3 separate regions of the Homo sapiens genome follow, and all the other regions are linked to region 1. The links are chromatin contacts, found by Hi-C or POLR2A ChIA-PET in ENCODE. All regions are on one chromosome and are shown on one strand. The core of a region is the stretch at or near the end of the contact, and the rest is flanking DNA. Distances in the headings are between cores, read along the strand shown. Region 1 has its middle 100 kb from the start of TRIB2. Region 2 overlaps MIR3681HG (MIR3681 host gene). Region 3 overlaps MIR3681HG (MIR3681 host gene).

Region 1 (4,514 bases), core at 850-3,349:
TGAACCTAACTATAGAAATAAGTGCCTTAAATTTAAATAGTTTAGAAAACTGCACTGAAAGACAGAAATTGTCATATTTTATGAAAAAAACATAGTAAGATATATGCTGCCTTTAAGAAAATACAGTTTAAATGTAAAAACATAAATAAGTTAAATGTGAAAGGATAGAAGAAGATATATCATGTTAACACTCCTCAAAATAAAGCTGTTTTGGCTATGTTAATACCAAAGTAGATTTTAGAGAAAATGATATTGCTAGAAATGACAAAAATAGTTTCATAATGATAATTATAAAATATATGAAAGTCCTCTATACTGAAAATTAAAACATTGCACAGATAAAGAGGATCTAAATAAGTAGAGAGATACACCTTGTTCATAGGTCAGAAGACTCAATATTATTAAAACATAAATTTGTTCCCAAATTACCCTGTAGATTCAAAGCAATCCAATCAAAACCCCCAAAAATATTTTAGTAGTAATCAACATATTGATTTCAAAATTCATATAAAACTGCAAAGGACCAATAATTGCCAAAACAAATTTTAAAAGCAGAATAAATTTGAAAGACTACCACTCCCTGAATTTAATACTTATTATAAAAATGCAGTTATCCAGACAGTGTGGTATTAGTGCAAATATACAGAAAGACAGATCAATAGAACAGAATAGGGACTTCAGAAATTGACCCCTATATATTTGGATAATGGATTTTCAGCATGCAAGAGCAGTTCAGTAGAGAAAGAATAGTCTTTTTAAGAAATGACACTGTAATGATTTGATATCCATATGCAAAAATAAAATAAAATAAACTTAGATCTACATATTTCACCATATGTAGAAATAACTCAAGATAAAGTATAGACCTTGATGTATTATAAAAGTGAAAACTATCAAAATTCTAGAAGAAATTCTCTGTCAGGTCAGGTCAGGAAAATACATGATACTAAAACTAGGATCTATAAAAGAATAAATTGATTACTTGAACTTCACCAAAGTTAAAAATTGCTGCTCTTTGAAAGACGTTAAGAAAATTAAAAAAGAAACACAAAGATGAGAAAAAATATTTACAAAGCATATATCTGACAAAGGGCTTGTATCAGAATACATAACTTTTAAAATACAATAAGAAAACTTAAAAAAAGGCCAAATATTTGAATAGACACTTCAATAAAGAAGATATAAGCACACAAAAAATAACCACATGAAAATAAGCTCTGTCTTATTAATCATTAAGGAAATGAATATTAAAACCACATTGAGATACCACTACATGACTGTGGGAAGTGCTAAATTAAAAAGTATGACCATATCGAGAGTTGGAGAAGATATAGCACTCTCATATACTGCTGGTGTAATGTAAATGTTAAAGCCACTTTAAAAAACGGTTTGATAAGTTCTTAAAAAGCTAAATATACATGTACATTAAACACATTCTGCTCTTAATAATTCACCCAAAAGAAAAAGAGGTATATATTCATACAAAGCCATGTTCAAAATTTTCATAGCTGCATCGTTTGTAATAGACCAAATCTGGAAATAACCCAAATGTCAATAGACAATAGATGAATAGATAAACAAATTGTGGTAGATTTATAAAACGGAATATAAAGAACCAAATATTGCTACATTTGCTAAATGTAACTAATATTGTTAAAAATAATTATGCTAAGTTAAAGAAGGCAGATGAAAGAAGAGCTCATACTGTATGATTTCATTTAGATAACACTCCAGGAAATGTGAACTCGTGTAGGGAGAGAACACACATCATCATTGTCTGGAATACAAAGAGAATCAGGAAGGAAGGATTACAGGGGGACACTAGGAAACTTTTGAAGGGTGATGGATGTATTCATTATCTTGATTGTGTTGATGGTTTTATGGATATATGCATATGTCAGAACTTATCAAATTCTGTTGTAAATATGTTTAGCTTACTGTAAATAAAAATAAGTAGTATGGGCTTGAAGAACCAATCTACTTAAAAATGCAATCAGCCTTTTAAACATCACATTTCCAAAGGGCTATAAAACAATTTTCTGATGAAATATTGATTAAATTGTCCAAAATAAGACACAGGATATGCATGTTAAACAGCTATGCTTGTTGTTCTGGTTGGCATAACAGCTAGACAGCCTGAAGGAAAAACAATGACAGCTTAGCTGAAGAGAACTCAGTGGACCGAAAAGTCCCTCCCTACCTAACAGTGTCCCTCATAACTGTGTTACAGTGGGAGGAAAGGCAGCTCTTTCTGGCGTCTTGGTGTATGTTTTTCAGCACTTGGAAGGCACAGCTGGCTACCAGAAACACACAGGTGGAGCTGGCCTAAGGACAGATGGACAGAGCAGGAAGCTGTAGAAACAAAACAAAAGCGTCGTACATTCAACTATAAAGTAAGAACAGGGGAAAGGGGGTGTTAGGCTTCCTCCACCTCAGCCAGAGACCAGTGGTCGCTATGGAATGTGCCGAAGCTGTGAGGTTTGCTAATGGGGTAGACCAGGGACCTTTACCCTGAAATGCTGGCAGGCCTGGAAGCCTCACCCTGCCCTTCCCACGCTTATGGCAAAATAAAAGCAAATCCTGGTACTTGCTTCTTTCCTCATGCCTCTGCACATTCACCCTAAGGATAAGAGACAGCACAAAGCCTTGTGGAGCAGTCACCCAAGGCTAGAGCCAGACACCTGGACCTTACAGCTCTGTCATTCATTATTTCCAAACTTCCCCTTTCTGTCTGTCCTATTTTTCTCTTCTCTCTCTTCTCTCTTTCTCATTTTGCGTTTTACCCATCTTTAAATATACTTTAAGTGGTATCTGAACAAAGCAGGAAATACACACATTAAATATGTGAACATTTTTACATATTTGATGTATGTATCTTCAGCAAATATTTTCTAAGTAGCCTCTATGTTCTACAAACCGTGATGGGCACTGTGTGAGCAAGTGAAAATGTGAATAAGGCATTAACCCTGACCTTGAAAAACTCACTGTGAAAGTGAAGGGATAAATAGAAATTGATGCCTTACAAAATAATTCATATGCACTAAAGCACATATAAGTCAATGATGGTGGCAGCCCAGGGAAAGAACAGTTAGCTCTGACCCTTCAGTAGACGGGCAGGAAGATGGCATTTGAGCTGGACTTTGAGAAAGAACAGGAGTGTATCAGTCTAAAAAGAATGGGATGGCCAAAAAAAAAAAGAAAAAGAAAAAAAAAGAAAGGAGTATTTTATACAACAAGGCAAGTGCAAAAGCAATAATGGCAAATGAAAGTTTCTCTGCTCGGAAATAAGAAATCTAGAATGGCTAGAAATGGACCTGAGGATGGAATTGTAGCTGGAGCACCCCTGAAGATACCGATTAAATTCCTTAAAGAGTTCAGACTCAGACCACTAGCTCAGGGTCACTAATGTTTTCTGCAGGAAGGGGAGTTTGACTGAATTGTCACTAATCTTGACGCTAACCTTGTGATCCCATTGATACAGGGCAGGTGAACCCCAAAACTGGGACTTAGCCCAGGAGGGTTCTTTGCTGTGCCCAGGAAAAATTCATGGGTGAGCCAGTGGTGTTAGACAGCAATTTCTATTAAAGTGGCCATGCACCATGCACAACAGCAGAGGGACTGCTCCTATGGAGTGGGGCTACCCTATAGGCAGTGTGTCTGGAGCAGCAGCTCAGAGGAAGATCTGCCCTCATATTTATACTCACTTTTAATTATATGTGAATTAAGGGGTCAATTATGCAGACATTTCTAGAAAAAGGATGGTAAATTCCATGTTGGTGGGTCATTGCCATAGAAGGAGGCAGTAGCTTACAGGTATGTCCACAGCAATGATAAACTGACATGGCACACAGGTGGTCATGTCTTATGCAAAGCTGCTTCCATGCTGTCCCTGTTTCAGCTAGTCCTCAATTGGGTCTGGTGTCCAAGCCCTGACTCCAGAGTCAAGTCCTGCCTCCTGCCTCACCATGACACTTGCATTTATCAGCAACAGAGTCTCTGGTTTCTCTCAGCCATGTGTGTGCGCCCACCAGCCTGACAAACACATTGTATCTTTTAAGTGTAAATAGCAAACCATCTCTGGCATAAACAGGATGCACAAACAAATCCCTCCTCTGAAGCCAGGGCAGGCTTCGGCCCAAAGCCTGGTCTTTGGATGTAGTCAAGGATAAAGTGGAATGATATTAAATTTAATATTTTCAACAAGCAGTGCAGTGAAAGGAAATAATGGATTTGATGTCTACATGCTCTTACCAGCTCTGTTACATGATATTCAAAATGCATCGGGCATACAGTACACACAGCTGCTACCTCTACCGTGTTTTCCACTACTCTTGTTCTTGGGGAAGATAAGCAGGACAACAGAAGATTCATCAGAAGACCTGCAAAGGCCTGTACACTGGTCAAGAGCATTGCCTGCGGTTGTACCTACCTGCGGTGACCCATCCTGTGGTCCCAAGCACCCAGCCTGCTTTGTGTATACCAGAGTTGCACATGTTAAAATTAGGAGTTCCAAA
Region 2 (4,514 bases), core at 1,079-3,578, 110 kb before region 1:
CCTGTAAGAAAAGGCAATAAACGCTACCAACATTTACTAAGAATGTTACAATCGACAAAACCTTCTTCTGATCTTCACACTAATTCTGTAAAGAAGGCAATGCAGAATTAATCTCTATTTGTCAGACAAGGGACCTGAGATTCACTAAGTATTGTATTAGTCAGTGTTACAGGCAAATCGCTACAAGAAAAAACAATCTTTAATATGTGAAGCTACTGGGATATGGGGTCTTTATCACTCACATCGCAGTCTGATGTGAGTTGGCAGCAAGAATGTGGGAGGATTCATTTCCATGCACTCTCGCAGAGATCAAGGATCCTTCTATCTAATAGTTTTCCACTCAATTACCATCCAGTGGTCTACTTGGAGTCCTCCATCACCCTTTGCCTATCCAGCAGAGGAAGGAAGAAACAGTAGGTGGAGGATCACATGGGAAGTTTCAATGGTCCAGGCTTGGAAGTTGAATATGTTACTTTTGCTCAAAGTACATTAGCTAAAATTCAGGCACAGAGTCCCACCTAACTACAAGAGAATTGGGACAGGTCACCTAACTGTGTGCCCAGGAGGAAGGGCGAGCTAATATTGGTGGTTTAATGCACATATAATAGTTTCTGTCATAATCATCTTGATTTCACAGTATACAATGTGTGTGATTTCAACACAATTATTCTAATGATTTTGTGTGGGGTCTTTCTCAGGACTGCATCCTGAAGATATATGAATCCTAAGTATTCGCTTCCAGGTAGTGAAGCAGGGCCCTGTGATTTTTCTCTTCTGCTAACCGTGATTATGACCATCGTTGGTGATTTCCAAGTCCTGGCAATAATTCTTACACCATGGGGGGCTGGTGTCTATCTCTGAGGACTAACCTCCTCCTAGTTATTCAGCATCCTCAGATTCCTCTAGTCTTTGCAAGGTTATCTTTGTTCAACATTTCACTGAGTACTTGCATTGTGTCAGGCAACACAGAAACTCAGGAGACCGGAGATTCAGAAATAAATAAAATGCAGGGTTGTACCAGAAATGCCCTGTTTTTCACAGCTCACACACTGTCTAGTTGAGAAGCCAGGAAGACAAGTGATTAAAAATGAGGCCGACAAGTGTTGTAACAAATGTGAGCACACAGAGTAATGGGAACAAAGGGAGAATAAAAGCAGTTGTGCCTGGGGATAGCTTCAAAGTAGAAACAATTTTTCAGATAAATTTTGAAGGATAAATAATTATTCCCAATGAGAACGCATTACAGGCAGAAGCAAAATTCTGTACCCATCACAAGGACCAGATAATAAGAACAATTTTAGCTTGGATGTTGCTTAGGAGTGTGATGATAAAGAATGGTAGAAGATAAATTTGAATTGAATTTGAAAATTTCAGAGTTTGGACACAGATTGCAAAAAATTTGAAAATCATATAAAGGATTTCAGATTCTTGCCTTGCAGCCTTCAGGAGAAGTAACTGAGCAATAGTTCAAACACTGGTTTTTCCAAACTTGCTTTTTGGTCACTGTATCCATCTGATCTTTCTTCCGTCTTTACTAAAAAAGAAAAAATGAAAATGCTGTTTTGCTAAGGAAACTAAGAACACTTACTGAACCATTCAAATTTCCTTTCTCTCCTTCATTCCCTCTCCCTCTCTTCTTCTGTTAGTCATTTTCAAAGTACTCTCTTAGTGCCGGGTCCTGAGCCTAAGTATTCAGAGATATGTGTAAAATCACTACCTTCAGAAAGTTCACAATCTAATAAGAGAGGCAGATAAATAGACAACTGCAGCCCAGCACATGCTGGTAGAATGTTACTCACAGCTGCTGGGAGAACACTGCTTCCTGACCAGGGTCCAGGAGACCAGAGAACATGAGGAGATGATGCTTGTGTGATTTAACTTTAAAGGAGCCTTGCTTCATTAAATTTCTCAGTAGTAAGGTCTTATTTTGAAGAGGTCCTAATTACACTGCCCTACTAGAGAACAAGTCTGCAGGTTACACTAATACAAAACCTTTCAATGATCTGAGTTAATGGAGTGGCAAATGACATGGATTCGTGGCATTCTAGTATGGCAGCAAGGGTGTCCCTTTTTGGCAGGGGGTCTTTATGGCGTCTTTAAAATTGTTGGTAACTACACATTGCACTACTTTGAAGAAAGCCTGACCTTGACCGCCAGCCAAATAGATACAGAAGAATGGCCTTGGGGGAAGAGTCAATGCTTTCTGCAGGAGCTACACTGCTCAGAAGCCACAAAAGTGATGCTTCATCATCTGGCACCCTCCCACATAAACTGTGCCCCCGGGCCCACAGCCGCCTCTCAGAAGCAATGGCACTAAGCTTTTACTGTCTCCAGCGTGCACCAACCATGTCTTTGTGGTTAGCAGATGCATTGGTTTCGCAATTAAAGGCTAATGAGCCTGAAAGGAAACCATGAGTCTGACCTTAGAAGATTTCGTGTGCTCAACTTCACTGAATCATCAATGAATTTATGAGCCAGGTGAAGGATTTCCAGAGACAAGATGCGCAACCATTCCCCAAAATGTGACTTTGGGGGAAAAGGGAGAAGGGTTAGAGTAGTTAGAGTACCTGTTTTCAGATCTGGGAAGAGTCTCTCAAATTTTCAATCCCAATTTTAATCTTGTGAATCTTTCATTAATCCTATATTCCTTTTTTCACTTTTCAAGTTGTCCTCAGAGAACACAGATTTTATCTGGCCTGACCCTTCTAATTACAGCTGAAATAAAAATCCTTGTCATGAGAGTAACGGCACCTTCACCTTGAATTAAAAGATCATTCTGGATCATTGAAACGAGAAGTACTTTGCTTAACGGAGCATCAGTGGGGGCCAGTTGAGTTTCTGTGCTCATTGGTTCTGTTAGTGTGTTTAGGTTTACAGAACAATGTGAACTCCTTTCTTCATGGGTGCTCATTGTCTTAGCAGAGTGTGACTTCCCTAATCTCACTTCTGACAAAGGTGTTTATTTATCCACAGTTTTATTCCATCTAACTTTAGGAAATTACTCTTGCTAACTTGTTCATTATGCATTCCTTTGCTATTCTTTTAGTGGATACCTAGATATTATACCATGCATCTTGAGATATCGCTGTCTAACACAAATTATTACTTTTACTACTTTCATACTCCTGCTAGAGACTTAGGGCACTTTAATGTCCTTTGCACACTCTTGCCTTGAATAATAGTGACTGTTAGGCCTTTTCATTGGAATTCCCAGGACATTCAAGTTATTGCATTTTTTATAGCCAATATTAATTCCTCTACCTCCATAGTTACCCTTTCCTGTGTTCTTCATTCCCTCATACATTTTCATGTTTCCATCAATAACTATTTTCCTTCTGTAAGGTGATACACTTTTCCAGCTTTTGTTTACCAAAAACATCTTTATTTTATCTATATGCTTCAGGAATATTTTAATTGACCATTAAATTCTAGATGATGATTAATTTTCTTTGTATTTTTGTAGCTTAAAGGTGATGAGCTTCCTGAATATTCGGACTGTCTTTTATCAATTTTGGAAAATCCTTAGCCATCATCTGTTTGAATATTGCTCTAATCTGTTTCCTCTCATCCTTCTAAGACTCCAGTTACACATACGTAAACATGTCTGAGCGTGTCCTGCATATCTTTCCCTTTTTAAAAAAAATCTGTTCCTTCTTCTTTCTTTGTTTAAGTTCTGGAGTACATGTGTAGGGTGCGCAGGTTTACAGAGGTAAATTGTGCCATGGTGGTTTGCTGCACCTATCAACCAAACACCTAGGTGTTAAGCCCCGCATGCATTAGCTATTTTTCCTGACGCTCTCCCATCCCCCACCCACCCTTCCCCAACAGGCTCCAGTGTGTCTTGTTCCTCCCCTTGTGTCTATGTGTTCTCATTGTTCAGCTCCCACTTATAACTGAGAACGTGCGGCGTTTGGTTTTCTGTTTCCGTGTTGGTTTCCTGAGGATAATGGCTTCCAGCTCCAACAATGTCCCTGCAAAGGACATGATCTCCTTTCCTTTTACAGCTGCGTAGTATTCCATGCTGTATATGTACCACATTTTCTTTATCCAGTCTATCATTGATGTGCATTTGGGTTGATTCCATGTCTTTGCTATTGTGAATAGTTCTGCAATGAACATACGTGTGCACGCATCTTTATAATAGAATAATTTCTATTCCTTTGGGTATATATCCAGTAATGGGACTACTGGGTCAAATGGTATTTCTGATTCTAAATCTTTGAGGAATCGCCACACTGTCTTCCATAATGGTTGAACTAATTTACGTTTCCACCAACAGTGTAAAAGCATTCCTATTTCTCCTCAACCTCTCAACTCTTGTTTCTTGACTTTTTAATAACCGCCATTCTGACTGGTATGAGATGGTATCTCATTGTGGTTTTGATCTGCAGTCCTCTAATGATCAGTGATGTTGAGTTTATTTTCATATGTTTGTTGGCCACATGTATGTCTTCTTTTGAGAAGTGTCTGTTCATGTCCTTTGCCCACTTTTCAATTTTTTTTTTCTGTAAATT
Region 3 (4,514 bases), core at 921-3,420, 78 kb before region 1:
CGTAAGTCGGTGATACAATGTCTGAGTCGTATGGCACTTTAGATGATAAAATACGGAAAACAGTACTTTTCTGCTAGATGCTGGTGAATTTTCTTTTAATAAGACATCCGTGAGAAGGAGAAAACCTCCAAAGCTCATGATGGTTTGGCTACCTACTCAGAGAAACTTGGACATAATCAGTATGAGGAACTAATGAGAACAGGAAAGGCTTACTGTGCTTATATCACGTAACATCTACGTGTCATCAAATCCATTGACAGGGCTTTTTCAGCATAAACTTTGTCAGTCTCTTAATCTTGGCTCTTCTACATCAATTTAATAGGGTTGTCTTAAAAACAAACAAATGACAACAACGAAAAAGCCACAACAGATGGTTTATGAAATTGCAGAAGGCTGGAGCAGAAAGAGAGCCATAGAAACAATCTGACCACATTCATCCATTGTAAATGTCACCTATAGCTTCCCTGTCAGGATTACCAAGGATCTCTGTTGATTACTTCCAGTGATAAGAAGTCACTTATGAGACAGGTCATTTTATTTTAATTATCAGTTAAATAATCATTCAACTGAAATCTCCTTAATTTTCCACTCTATGGAGCTACCTAGAAAGCATCAAATTTTACTTTCTCTTGGCAGTTCCCTTATACTTGAAAACGGAATTAGGGTCCCCATTCAGTTTTCTTTCTTCAGTTAAATGTCTCCTTTTCTTTCAGTGTTATCTCCTCATTTGAAGTAGTTTTCTGGTTTTATAATACTTAACATACTAGTTGCTCTTCTCTGGATAAATTCCAAATTGTCAATTTCACTTTTAAACTTTTATGCTCAGAACTGAGTAGGATATAGCTGCTGTACTCGATGCAGAAAACTCATGCAAAAAGTAGCAGTTTTTCTCCAGTGGTTATGCTCAACTGTTTTAATATACTGCTTTGTCACACAGTCATGCCTGGGGCAGTTCAAGATCCTTCAGATCAAGACCTGGGCTCTTCTAGGAAGTAAAATACAAAGGTTTTACTGCAGAGGATACCTCTGACAGAAGTCTGTCTTTCTCTCCCTCCTTTGTATTTTAAGTTGCATTTTGTAGATAACTAAGTCAAAGCACTATTCAGCCCCTGAATAATAGAAGCAAGCCCTCTAAATAATAGAATGCATTAAATAAGAATTCCAAACATTTTATACATATGACACTTGGAAAGAGTTTTCCTGAAAGTAGCCTGAACTGTTAAAAACCTTGGTTCTAGCCATAATATTGATGATCTGTTTGAACTCCTGAGTCATACAATCTCTCATGTAGGTTAGGCTGCTAATATAATACCTTATGGCATCTAACAATGACAAAAATCATTTTGCAGTTGAGTCAAGCTTAACCATACCATGGGCAGGTAAGTTTTTATTTAAAAAAAATTTCCTACTTGAGTGCCCATCAATTCCTCTCTGCCTGGGTTATATTTGTCTCTTTATATTTTTCAATATAGTTCCCAAGAGAAAATTGATCTTATTTCCAGTTCCTAATGAAAATATGAGATTTTAAAAAACTGTAATGAAAGGTTTCAATTTATAGAGGGTGTGTTCTCTTCCTCAATCTGGAATATCTGCAATACCTTCCCTCAAGTGAAATGTTCAGCTTATTTAGAGGATATCAGGATGGTTTGCTATTTCCTGTGCCTCATGACTGCATACGTATTTGCCATCTGATATTTAATAAAGCCATTCAAGGACCATGACATTTCGTTGGATGGCACAGTAAGGAAAGAAGTCTGATGAGACCCAAACATGCGTGGCAGGAATTGGAGGAAGGTACAAGGAAAGTATCTTTGCTTTTGCATTTGGGAGATTCAAAGAAGCAGGTTTTTTGTTTGTTTCTTAGAAAACAACAAAGTTGTCTCTCCCCCCTACTACACAGAACCACTTTCAGAGAAGACTTTCAAAAGCTTCGACAACAACAAAAAACTAAACTAAAACTAAACAAAGGCTCCCCGGCTACTAGAACAGGGTTTGCTTCATCTTCAAGCTGTTCTTTCACAGCCATGTCCTAGTTATGACAGTGTGGGAAGTCGGAATGACAACCACCAAACCAAACTGGTCTCTGTCTTCACCTTCTCACAGAAAAAAAAAAAAAAAGCCCCATCTTGGAATGTGCTCTGAAGATTTTCTCGTCTCACTGTAGCTAGGAAAGAATTCACCCCAGAGGCTAGAGCAACATGCTTGGCTAAGCTTCCCACAAAACCAAGGACTACTTGCCTTAAAGGTTTTCCTTTCATTGGAATCGCTTATGCATATGTCATCACTGACTCATATCTCATAAACATGATTTACAAAAAAAGCTTGTCAGCTGGGTTTTATTAAATAGTAAATTAAAAAAAAAAACCTGCATCCAGAATATCCAACAAGCTCAACACCCACAAATTCACTGGCTCATCTTCCAGCATCATGTGGTGGTTGATAAGTCTGAAGAACACACACACACCTCATCAGCTCCCATCAAACTCTCTCTGCACCCACGGGAAAAGCTCCACATTCATAGAATTCCTCCCACACATGCCTGCACCCCATCAGCACAAGCAAAGATGAGGATTTACTCTGTGAGTCCAAAGAAAATAAATTGCTCCATTTATACATGACACATGAAAGAAAAAGTCATGCTTATGTCAAGCTAGAAATACACTTTTTAAAAGACAAAATTGTTACTTAAAAAAGGAAAAGTGCTTTGGCTCTGGAATGCCTGGTGGGTGCAATAATTCAATTAAAATTCATTGTTCTGACTCTGGCAAGTATTCATTTGTTCACCAATATTTTAGAGAGATCTATTCTCATTGGTTCTTCGAGTTCATGGAAAGCTTCATGTCATCTTATTGGATTGTCTTGTATTTTAAATGATTACTATATAGGCATCCTGGGAAGATGGAAAGACATTAAAAACCCTAAATCCTAGGCACATCTTCTATCTACTTTACAAAATAGTGTGTATGAAATAATTCAACAGAAGCCAAGGGTATGGAATCCTTAGTAAAACCTGAAATAAGTGAACAAAATTATGCCTTTCAGATTCTGGAAGGCATTTATATACCTTTCCACACCAGTAGTCTGGATTTAAACTGTGATGATAGGAGATCTAGGATTTATAATGAGACCAGTTTAAGTTATTGTGCTCATGATGTATTTTATTAGAGTAGCACTACTGATGACAAACATCTTTTAAAAATGGATAAAGGCAGCAACATGACAGAAGTTTGTTTTCAGCTCATATAAGCCTTAAGAATTGTTTTCTTCATTAGTGCATGACTTTCCTTCCAGTTGTGATTCTGGGACCTAGTCTTCTGTCATACTGTGGCTCTGATATCTTCAATATATGTTTTCCAAAACAAATTATCCAAGGCATCTGGGTGAATCTGAAACTAAAGGAAAGAGCATAGGAAATGACATGTAATCGACTATTGTGGACCACCATGGAAGTAGCACTTGCCACTTCTGTACACATCTCATTGGCCGGGACTCAGTCATGTAACCTCACCTAACTTCAGGGAACATTGAAAATGTCTCCTAGTTGTGTGCTCAGGAGAAAAAGAGAGTGGGTTTGGTAAATAGCAGGCCAATTTTTGCTACTCAAGGAAAAGAAGAAATTCCCATTCTACCATCTTTCCTCTTGTGTGAGAAGGCATGACAAGGACCACAGCTCATCCGCATTGAGTATGTAGCAGACATTTAGGGGAAACTTTCGTCAGTGATTCCAGAGACTGTTTTATTTCAGTTCCTCTCCAGAGAGTTCTCTTAACATGCAGTAAATATCAAAAATGGAGCTTCTGATAATTGTACCATGGGCCAGGGCCTTGGTATTCTGAATAATAATTACTAAGGCATTCTGTTCAATTGGGTTTTAAAGATCAATTGTATCTGAGTTGCCACATCATGGAAGGTCTTTCGATGATTTTTTTCACTGTGAAATCTATGTGCATTTGATCATGTAGACGTCCATTCTTTTGTTTTTCCATTCCTTTCAAAAACTAAATTGAGACAGCTTACAAAATAAAATTCAACAAGTAAATGGTAGACCCAACACCTTGAAAAGGGAATATTATTGGTAGTAAAATTAAATGAAGCTGGGGGTGAGGGTATTACATTTAATGTATATATGCGTCTCTTTAAAAGAGAGGGATAAAGTTGAGGGTTGTAAATAAGCTCATTTAATAGTGGCCAAAGTAAAGAATGCGACCTCAGACATGGGGCCTGTAATTATCTTTCATGCTGCCCTGATGTGCTCTTTCCTTCCAGGGACTCCCACATTTCCCTAAATCCATTAACAACAAGAACAGAATAGAGGGGAAAATGCTTGAAAAGAATATTTAATATGAGTGATGAAATCAAGTGCTAAATTTAAAAAGAAAGGAATGGGATGGGCAATTATTATAGCAAAAAGAGAACAGGAAAAGTGAAAAGCAGAGAAAGAAAACTGGCAATCTAACTCCTTTTTGACTAGAAACAGGACACAAGAAGCAAACTGCTGGTGGTGTGTGTGTGGG

What was found. A loop is a pair of places that touch in the nucleus more often than their neighbours do. ChIA-PET counts read pairs that join two places held with the same protein, here RNA polymerase II (POLR2A). Pooled maps may share reads with other maps.
Region 2: a loop to region 1 is called in a pooled map, with 2.0 times the contacts of the local background. The contact joins two enhancer-like sites. A Hi-C loop is called at or near these places in 1 of 50 pooled maps. POLR2A ChIA-PET finds 5 or more read pairs at or near these places in 5 of 52 experiments (HEK293, activated B cell, activated CD4-positive, alpha-beta T cell and 2 more).
Region 3: a map of endothelial cell of umbilical vein shows a loop between it and region 1 (2.1-fold over the local background). The contact joins two enhancer-like sites. A Hi-C loop is called at or near these places in 1 of 168 maps with a recorded cell type or tissue (endothelial cell of umbilical vein). POLR2A ChIA-PET finds 5 or more read pairs at or near these places in 6 of 52 experiments (GM12878, IMR-90, OCI-LY7 and 3 more).

What each region holds. Positions count from the first base shown.
Region 1 is chr2:12,611,077-12,615,590 of GRCh38, forward strand. No RefSeq gene overlaps it. Among named protein-coding and RNA genes, the nearest start is that of TRIB2, 100 kb to the right of the region's middle. Within about 2 kb of position 2,100, at least 2 of the 41 ENCODE cell types and tissues checked have a DNase peak (open chromatin) inside an H3K27ac peak, as active enhancers do.
Region 2 is chr2:12,505,188-12,509,701 of GRCh38, forward strand. All of the region lies in intron 4 of MIR3681HG (MIR3681 host gene), which reads left to right. Among named protein-coding and RNA genes, the nearest start is that of TRIB2, 210 kb to the right of the region's middle. RefSeq lists a silencer at 2,426-2,475. Within about 2 kb of position 2,329, at least 2 of the 41 ENCODE cell types and tissues checked have a DNase peak (open chromatin) inside an H3K27ac peak, as active enhancers do.
Region 3 is chr2:12,532,586-12,537,099 of GRCh38, forward strand. All of the region lies in intron 4 of MIR3681HG (MIR3681 host gene), which reads left to right. Among named protein-coding and RNA genes, the nearest start is that of TRIB2, 180 kb to the right of the region's middle. Within about 2 kb of position 2,171, at least 7 of the 41 ENCODE cell types and tissues checked have a DNase peak (open chromatin) inside an H3K27ac peak, as active enhancers do.